3 separate regions of the Homo sapiens genome follow, and all the other regions are linked to region 2. The links are chromatin contacts, found by Hi-C or POLR2A ChIA-PET in ENCODE. All regions are on one chromosome and are shown on one strand. The core of a region is the stretch at or near the end of the contact, and the rest is flanking DNA. Distances in the headings are between cores, read along the strand shown. Region 1 overlaps TLL2 (tolloid like 2). Region 2 has its middle 21 kb from the start of PIK3AP1. Region 3 has its middle 16 kb from the start of DNTT.

Evidence for each region. Hi-C counts contacts between places; a loop is a spot of excess contacts on that map. ChIA-PET counts read pairs that join two places held with the same protein, here RNA polymerase II (POLR2A). Pooled maps may share reads with other maps.
Region 1: a loop to region 2 is called in a map of heart right ventricle, with 3 times the contacts of the local background. The contact joins two enhancer-like sites. A Hi-C loop is called at or near these places in 8 of 168 maps with a recorded cell type or tissue (K562, Right ventricle myocardium inferior, heart left ventricle and 3 more), 8 of 37 single-sample maps with no recorded cell type and 21 of 50 pooled maps. POLR2A ChIA-PET finds 5 or more read pairs at or near these places in 1 of 52 experiments (K562).
Region 3: a map of B cell shows a loop between it and region 2 (4-fold over the local background). The contact joins two enhancer-like sites. A Hi-C loop is called at or near these places in 1 of 168 maps with a recorded cell type or tissue (B cell) and 3 of 50 pooled maps. POLR2A ChIA-PET finds 5 or more read pairs at or near these places in 1 of 52 experiments (naive thymus-derived CD4-positive, alpha-beta T cell).

Annotation. Positions count from the first base shown.
Region 1 is chr10:96,377,565-96,380,493 of GRCh38, forward strand. It overlaps TLL2 (tolloid like 2), which reads right to left. Exons shown (of 21, transcript NM_012465.4): 17 at 1,403-1,528. Among named protein-coding and RNA genes, the nearest start is that of OPALIN, 20 kb to the left of the region's middle. RefSeq lists an enhancer at 1,382-1,891. Within about 2 kb of position 1,377, at least 3 of the 41 ENCODE cell types and tissues checked have a DNase peak (open chromatin) inside an H3K27ac peak, as active enhancers do; they include heart right ventricle, where a contact is called at or near this core.
Region 2 is chr10:96,739,781-96,743,012 of GRCh38, forward strand. No RefSeq gene overlaps it. Among named protein-coding and RNA genes, the nearest start is that of PIK3AP1, 21 kb to the left of the region's middle. RefSeq lists an enhancer at 1,418-1,487. Within about 2 kb of position 1,296, at least 10 of the 41 ENCODE cell types and tissues checked have a DNase peak (open chromatin) inside an H3K27ac peak, as active enhancers do; they include B cell and heart right ventricle, where a contact is called at or near this core.
Region 3 is chr10:96,286,536-96,289,560 of GRCh38, forward strand. No RefSeq gene overlaps it. Among named protein-coding and RNA genes, the nearest start is that of DNTT, 16 kb to the right of the region's middle. RefSeq lists enhancers at 942-1,161, 1,672-1,841. Within about 2 kb of position 1,381, at least 10 of the 41 ENCODE cell types and tissues checked have a DNase peak (open chromatin) inside an H3K27ac peak, as active enhancers do; they include B cell, where a contact is called at or near this core.

The sequences.
Region 1 (2,929 bases), core at 127-2,626, 360 kb before region 2:
CTGATAGGGGGCAGAGCTGGGACTCGAACTTGGCCTGCCTGGCTTTGAGGCCAGTCTACCACTGCTTAGAAAGCACGGTGGACTGTATCACAAACACGGAGGCTCCACACTGAAGAAGCTGGAGAGGCAGGTGAGGAGGGCCGGGGGCAGGAAGGGGAGGAAACAGCTTCGAGGATGTTCCAAAGAGATTTGCCTCTGCTCAGTGCTACATCTGCTCTGCAGCCAACGCAGAGAACAGGTGCTCAAAGGGGCAGTGGCTCAGCTCCTGGGACATTTGCTCAGCTCCTGAGATGTTGCTCTGACACCCCCTGCTGTTGGGGTCAACCCACATGAATGCAGCCACTATTCAGGGGTGGGATCTTGGGAGAGTTGACGTCACTCCTGTCCTCTCCCACACTGCAGGAGGCAAGCCTGGTCCTGGCCCGGGCCCATCTCACAGGGGCTTGACTGTTCCTTCCCAGCTCAGTTCTTCCAGCAGCCTCCCACCCAGCCCCTCCGCCACCTGTGACCATGCCCTAGGGCTGGGCTTGGAGGGTGGCCACCTCCTCCTGAAGATGTGTCAGCGCCTCCTTTAACATTCTAGGCAGATCCTGACCAGACTCTGCGGCACCCAGCCAAATCTCCTAAATCCAGACTGTTTATTCCAGAGATCAGGGTGTGTGTCTTCCACATCTTCCTCCACCCTTGACTTCCTTTGCAGGGTTTCGTGGCTGGAGCCAAGGCCTGGAAGCCTGTGTGTTTGTCATAAATGTTCGAAATCCCTTCACTGGGCAGGGTAAGAACAGAAGGAAGGCTTTTTCCAGGATGACTGGACAGTAAAAGCCACCTGGCCCTGAAGAATTCCCCACAGTGTAATGGAGAATGGAGCAAAGCTTTCCCCAAATCCTATTTTCCAATGGGACCTGCATATGGTAATTAATATATGACAAAGACATAAATGGCTGATCTTTATTGACATTTGAGGACATAACATGTGTCAGAGAGTCTGAAATACTTTCTAGGCATTCTTTTAATCCTCACAAAAACTTTAAGAAGGAGGTATGTTTAGACCCTTTTAACTAAAGAAAAAACTGAGGCTCAGAGAGGTTAAATAGCTTGCCCAAGGTCACACAGCTAGGGAACGGCAGAGCCAGGATTTAGACCTAGGTAATTGGATTCCAGAGCCTGCAGGCTTAATCACTTACAAAAATAACAGCCTAGAGCACCTGAGGCCCCCAGGTGCCTCCTGAAGGAGCGAGATGCCCTGGGGAAAACTCTCCCGCAAGGACAGCAGTTGCTGGGCCTCAGCTCAGAAGGTGGAAGAGGTCCTCGCCGCACCTCCTTACTCATGCACATGCACACAGGGGCATGGGGTGCGGCGAAGGGCAGCCCGCCCCCCCAACAACTGGAGGTCCAGCCTCACCCTCTTTGCAGTCATGCCCATTCTCGTGGAGCCAGTAGCCGTTTCTGCACCTGCACAGGTAGCTCCCGAAGGTGTTGACGCACTCATGCTGACACCCGCCGTTGTCCTTGGCACACTCGTCCTTATCTGGGGAGATCAATGAACTCTTCTAAGAGGAACCGCCAACTTGCAAATGTCCCTCAGGGCTCAGAATCCCACTTAAAAGTGGCCTCCTCTGGGAAGCCTCTCTGATTGCTCCCCTTCCCCCTCTGATTGTTCCCTCACTGGAGGAGTGAAGTGGGAAGCATCTTCACCTCAGGTTTCTTGGGTATGTACTTGGCCCTGGTATGTGTTGAATTCTCCAAGTACTTTATGTATGTTCTCTGCCCCTGCTCCCTGCTCAAAACAAGGAGCTCCCTAAAGGACAGGCTTGTATTAATCACAATAGTAACAATAATAACAGTAATTCCCACTTACTGAGTGTTTACTATGCAACAGGCACTGCCCCAAACACTGTATGCATTATCTAAGTTAATTCTCATCCAACCTTAGCAGGGAGCTGTCTATCTGTCAGTCTTTACAAGTAAGGAAACTGGCCAGGCATGGTGGCTCATGCCTGTAATCCCAGCACTTTGGGAGGCCGAGGTGGGTGGATCACCTGAGGTTGGGAGTTCGAGACCAGCCTGGCCAAAATGGAGAAACCCTGCCTCTACTAAAAATACAAAAATTAGCCAGGCGTGGTGGTGCATGCCTGTAATCCCAGCTACGCGGGAGGCTGAGGCAGGAGAATTGCTTGAACCTGGGAGGCAGAGGTTGCAGTGAGCAGAGATCGCGCCAGTGCACTCCAGCCTGGGCAACAAGAGTGAAACTCCATCTCAAAAACAAAACAAAACAAAAACAAGTAAGGAAACTGACGCTGAGAATGGCTAATGTGATCAAGGTCACTCAGTGAGCAAGCATCCTCTGTGGCCTGGGCTCAAGTGCCGCGACTCCACCCCGCCCTCTGCACGTGGAGCAGCTGAGTGTTGGGGACACACAGCAGAGGGCCAGCCCTACCGCACCACTTCCAGCCCTTGTGGCCATGGGCAGTTCCTGCCCTCTGTGCCTCAGTTGCCTCACTTGTAAAATGGAGACAGTAATGGTATCCTCATTTCACAGGTTGTTGGGAGGGGTAAATTAATTAGAGCAGCATCCAGCCCACAGTGTTAGCTGTATAATTATTATGTGAGAACTCAAGTGCTGGCCCTTGTTAAACTTGTGGTCCTTGTATGCAGCCCTATCCTAAGCCAACTTGTTCCTGCATTTACCAAAGATCAGCCTCCCTCCCCTGCTTCCCTGCCATCACCAGAATGACTTTAGGGGTCAGCCCTGTCTTCCTCCCCTCTCTATATGCTCTTGTTCACCATTGTTAATGTCTCCTTGAACAATGTATTTCACCTGCTTATGTTATCAGGACAACTAAGAGCCCTTGTAAGAAAGACCCTTTGCTTTGGGAGGCCAAGGCAGGCGGATCACGAGATCAGGAGATTGAGACCATCCTGGCTAACA
Region 2 (3,232 bases), core at 46-2,545:
GAGGAAGGAAGGAAGAAAGAAAGAGAGAAAGAAAGAAAGAAATTATGTTTTTGAGACGGAGTCTCACTCTTGTTGCCCAGGCTGGAGTGCAATGGCGCGATCTTGGCTCACTGCAGCCTCCGCCTCCCGGGTTCAAGCGATTCTCCTGCCTCAGCCTCCCCAGTAGCTGGTATTACAGGCATGTGCCACCACACCCGGCTAATTTTTGTACTTTTAGTAGAGATGGGGTTTCGCCATGTTGGCCAGGCTGGTCTTGAACTCCTGACCTCAGGTGATCTGCCTGCCTCGGCCTCCCAAAGTGTTGGGATTACAGGCGTGAGCCACCACACCCAGCCAAAATAATATTTTTAAAATTAAGATAATTCTATCTACAAATGCAGAAAAGACTCCTGTTTTAGCTGTAGACTGCCTTGGTCCAGGGTACCGCAAAGCCTAGTTTAAGAGTCACTGCCAGGTCACACGTCATAGGTCCGTCACACACACTCAGCAGCCCTTCCACCGAGGCAGCCCTGACCTTCTGTTGAGCCTTGCCCCTTGGGCCGTCCTAGGCCTCCAAGAGCTGGCCATATGGGTAGGCCCAGATTCTCATGGGGGTCCTCCTACGCATGGTAAGTGGGAAAGAAATCAGCTTTCTCTCCTGGGCAGCTCATGGACTTTGCTGGGGGATGAGGGCTCCTCTGTGAACTGTGAGGGAGCTGTTGCCTCCTGAACCCTTCCCTGGAGGGTCTCCTTCCTCTGGGACTCTCTCGCCTCTGTGTCCCTTCACTAGCAATTGGTCTTGGGTCCTGACAACAGGGATCAGGGCTTGGGGCTATAGATTTTGTGTGTACATGATGTCTTCCTCATCTGGCATTTTCTACCTTCCAATGTCCTTAAAGTCCACATATGACTTGCCTAATCCAAAGCTCCTTTTCTATTTAGAATTTCTGCAAGCCTTTCCCACCCCTTCTTCTGTAACCTCCATTAGCTTAGGCACACTTCCCTTTCCCAGGTTGGCCAGCCCTCTGGCAGAAGTCCCTCAACCATCAGCCAATCCGAGTCTGGCAAGGCTCATGATTTAAAATAAATATATACATAGACATAGATGATGTAGATATAGCCACAGGTCCTTCTATTAGTGCTTGTTTTTCATCATTCTAAGGAATCCTCAACCACATAGACAGTTGACTAGAAGACCTCACACATGTGCATTGAAATTTCCTCCTGGATATGTCACCTCCCTCAAATTGTTCAAGCTCCCAAGAAGCTGTACAGGAAAGGGTCCCGGGTTTCAGGGTTGGAGAACTCAGCAGGGCGTCCCACGGATGTTTCGACACTTCCCGTTCCCCTTCTGGGCCCTGCGCCTGCCCTGAGCTGCAAAGTCGCCCAGAACAGCCACCTCTCCCTGCCTCACTGACTGCAGCTCTGCCCAGCAACATCTCCTTCCTGACTCATGAGGCAGCTCACTCCCTAAAAACCTCCCCTAAACCCCCTCCGTGTCCCTGCAGGGTCCTTCTTCCCCCATTTCCCCTGTCCACACACACTTCTCTCACTTGTCCCCACATTCTATTTATTTTTCAGTTTATTGTGGTTACTGATTTACCTTTTTTTTAATTTTAATTTTATTTATTTATTTTTGAGACAGAGTCTCGCTCTGTCACCCAGGCTGGAGCGCAGTGGTGCGATCTCAGCTCACTGCAACCTCTGCCACCTGGGTTCAAGCAATTCTCCTGCCTCAGCCTCTTGAGTAGCTGAGACTACAGGCGCCCACGACGACACCCAGCTAATTTTTGTATTTTTAGTAGAGACAGAATTTCATCATGTTGGCCAGGCTGGTCTCAAACTCCTGACCTCAGGTGATCCACCCACCTCAGCCTCTCAAAGTGTTGGGATTACAGGCGTGAGCTACAACGCCTGATTCCCTTATTTTTTTTCTTTAGAGAAATAAGGTATTGCTCTCTCGCCCAGGCTGTAGTACAGTGATGCAATCACAGCTCACTGCCACCTCAAAATCTTGGGCTCAAGCCATCTTCCTGCCTCAGCCTCCCGAGTAGCCGGGACTACAGACACATACCAACATGCCAAGCTAACTCAGTTCATTTTTGGTAGAGACCGGGTCTGGCTATATTGCCCAGGCTGGTCTTGAACTCCTGGCCTCAAGCAATCCTCCCACCTCAGCCTCTCAAAATGCTGGGATTACAGGCAGAATGCACCATGTCTGGCCTTGTTTTACTTTTTAATGTAAAACTAATATATATTTATCATGAAAGAGGAGGGACTGGGCACGGTGGCTCATGCCTGTAATACCAGCACTTTGGGAGGCTGAGGCGGGCAGATCACAAGGTCAGGAGTTCAAGGCCAGCCTGGACAATATGATGAAACCCTGTCTCTACTAAAAATACAAAAAGTATCTGGGCATGGTGGCGCGCACCTGTAGTCCCAGCTACTCCAGAGGCTGAGGTGGGCGAATTGCTTGAACCCAGAAGGCAGAGGTTGCAGTGAGCCGAGATCACGCCACTGCACTCTAGCCTGGGCGACAGAGCAAGACTCCATCTCAAAAAAGAAAGGGGAGGGGAGGGGGAGAGAGAGAGAGAGAGGAAAGGGAGGGGAGGGGAGGGGAGGTAAAGCAAGCCCTAGATGAGGAATTAACTAGTTCTGGATATGGACTGTGTTGGTGGGACCAACTTAAAGACAGAAGAAAAAGAATAGAAAAACCCGCTCCATCTCCTTTAGTGTTCCCTGCCTCCCCAGAAAAATATACTTTCTTAAAGGTGCAAATGAAAATTGTGAACCCAATGCTGGCTATGATCTTTTTGAGGTCCACTGAGCAACGCAATATTCTCCTTGGGTTAAATTTGTGTTACATTTATCTGAATCGATTGAAATTCAAGAAACTATAGGCAAAAAAGTATTTAATACTCAGTGCAGAAAAATTAAAACAGCAAAGTCAAAAGGCAAAAATAAAAATAAAAATAAGCCGCAGTCTCCTCAGTGAGCAGCAGCACCGTAACAAGACAATGCATTCAGGCTTTCCTGATGCTTCTATATAAACAGGTCGACAGTCTCTCATCTGTAATTCCCCCAGGCAAAAATCCCTGGAACCACAAGGTTGTTTTGTTTTTGTGTTTGTTTTCCAAGTTTGTAGTGAATTTATTTGGCTGCACCACCTGATCCAAACTGATGTGGTGCTATTTATATTCTTCAGTTATCTCACTTAATGTGAATACTCGTATGTTTCACTGCAGAAATATTA
Region 3 (3,025 bases), core at 131-2,630, 450 kb before region 2:
CAGGTTCAAGTACAGCAGGATAAAGATGGCACCCTCAAAAGTAATGAGATTCACCCTGATTGGATATTTTGTCTGTCTTTCCATCTCTGAGCCAAACACCAAAGCCAGAGGGAAAGTAATACCCTATCCTCCATCCTAGAGCTAGGTTAGTACACACCCAAGCCTATATATATAGGGTGATCACTCCATGACTATCAGGAGATGTCACTGGAAGAAGGGAAAAATGGCTGCTGGGGAAACGTCAAAGTATATCCACCATAGTTGTCAAGCAGTAGCTTACACATGGTCTCAAGGGCTCCTTCTTTCATTCCTCATTGATAAGAGGCATGTGGTTCTGGACCAATGAAGCTCTGGTAAATGGGGTGAGATGGGCAGGTTCTGGTGCAGATCTCTTCCCCATAACCCCCAACCTCTCTTTTTGGTGGGATGATGTCCCCGCTGTCTTCTCCCTCAGGCCTGTTTTTTTTTAATGCTCACAGCTTGGCTCCAACTTAGATGAATGGAGCATGCATTTATAGGTTGTGTAGGTTCCTGAGATTTTTTAAAAAATGAATTTATTTCTTCCTTTTGAGGGGTTCCTAGTCAAATGGAGGAGACATATACAAATAAATAATAACCAAATGATGTAAAGTGTGCTTTCACAGACATATGGAAAAGCTGCACTGGGGAAGTTCAGAAAATTAGGGACAGACTCCCAGAGAAGAGGACATACGTGAGCTGGACCTTTACATCCAAATAGGTTTCCTGTGTGGCTAGAGGAGCACAGAGAAGATGTTCCATTCCAAAGGAACACAGAGAGCTAAGGTACCACAAGGTCACCTGGGTTCCTTTACTCCACCCTTTTTCCAACACCCTAGACACCCTAGAAAGATTTCCCTTCCTCTCTCACTCTCTTTACCATTCTGAGCCAAAATAGAACCCAAACATGGGAGCGACACAAAAGCACTGCTGAATGCAGACTGGTGTGGAGGATGAAGAACATGCCCAGGCTTTAAACTGAACACGCAAAGAGCCTGGGCCATTGGAAGGACCCACAGGCACCTTGGAAATCCCCAGCTGCCTCCACCACAACATCAGGTGAAATCCATTCCTCTTCCAGTATAAGCATTCAAGGCCAACCATTCCTTGCTTTGTTAGCTTTTCTTTTTGGCTCAATTACTGTATCAGCACAGAATCATTTTCTATTTTCATCTCCAGGGCAGACGTTTCTCCAACAGTCTTTTGAGCCTGGGGACCAAAACACCATTTATAGCTTTGCTTCTATGGGAAAAAGTGCTTTTAAGTACCAAACAACTGACTTACAAATAAATGATTAAACTCAACTGCCCTTAAGCAATGAGCTTCCTGTAATGTTTTGCACAGTTCAGTGCCAAAGGCTAATGTGTGTGTGTATGTATGTGTGTGTGTTTTAACATTTCTAAATATGGGCGCCAGGTGTTGCATTTTCAGACTGACCGAGTGTAACTTTTTTCTTCTTAAAGCAACAGAGTCGTTTTTTTTTAGTGAACATGTATCTGTTTAAAAGAAAAGGTGAAAGAAATGGCAGGGGCCACAAAAGAAAAGCAACACTGAAACTTTAGTGGAGAAAGATATATTTGCACCATATAAGAAAAGAGGTTAACTTATTTTTAAAACTTTATTATTACAGATTAAGGCAAGCCTGCAACCATAGGGAAAGTTCAAAGATCAAAACCTCCTGCACAGCTTGGTTTTACTTTGAGTCCAGCGACCCAAAGAGATCTCCACGATGAGGTTTCTAGTCTCTTTCAAAGCAAGCCCAGATGAACAAAAATTTTAAAAGCATGCTGTGAAGATAGTACATAAACTGTGTCCCCGATAAATCAGTATCAGGGTGACCCCATCAGAAGGAGTGACCATGCAAATTGCTTTTTTGCATCAAAAGAAGACGACAGGGCTTAGTGCTTGATTCATTTCAATCTCCCACTCCTTGATTCCTCTCTGTTTCTTTTCTATACCCTTGACTGATCTTCTGTTCTCAGTCTTTTCGTTTCTCTCTCACTTCCTCTAACAGCAGGATATGATATAGTGAGAATTAATACTCCCAAACAAAAAAAATTAACTATAGTTTTTTTTATCCTTTCAAAACAAAACCATTTCTTTACTGCTGTTCTTTCAAGATTCATGATGTTTGTGTATACTGGCATGATGAAGCATTTTTCCCTGTATGCATTGGTATATGATTTTTCTATATCCCTGAATGGTAGGTATTTTAATAATACTGATAACTATCAAATTTTTTAAAACTTGCTTGTGGCCAGGCATGGTGGCTCACGCCTGTAATCCCAGCACTTTGGGAGGCCGAGGTGGGTGGATCACCTGAGGTTGGGAGTTCGAGACCAGCCTGGCCAACATGATGAAACCACATCTTTACTAAAAATACAAAAAATAAGCCGGGCCTGGTGGCAGGCGCCTGTAATCCCAGCTACTCGGGAGGCTGAGGCAGGAGAATCACTTGAACCCAGGAGGCAGAGGTTGCAGTGAGCCGAGATCAGGCCACTGCACTCCACAGCGAAACTTCATCTCTAAATAAATTAATTAATTAAATTAAATTAAAACATAAAAACTTGCTTGTGTTTTTGAACAAAGTCCAATATTTCATGGAGAGCAGGACTGGCTATGTATGTTGTGAGATCCAGTGCAAAATGAAGATGTGAGTCCCCTTCTTCAAATTGTGAGACAAGGTGAGAGTCTTCTGAATGTAGGGCCCTCTGTGACTGCACAGGTCCAGGTCCATGGAGCGGGCTCTGTGGGTGGGTTTTTATTCATGAGAGCACACACACACGGACACACGTACAATTCTCTAGACTAGTATAGAATTAACCAAAATTCACCATGAAAATTAAATCACGTGACCCCCATCAAAAAGGCCAAAGTATCCTGTGCTGGTTTCCAGTATACTTCTTGAGAATTCACTTACCATCATTGACAGAGAGAAAATATTGTTGTAATTCGTTACAGCACCAGGACCAACTGATGAGTGGGATGTTTTGGGTAACTTGTTTCC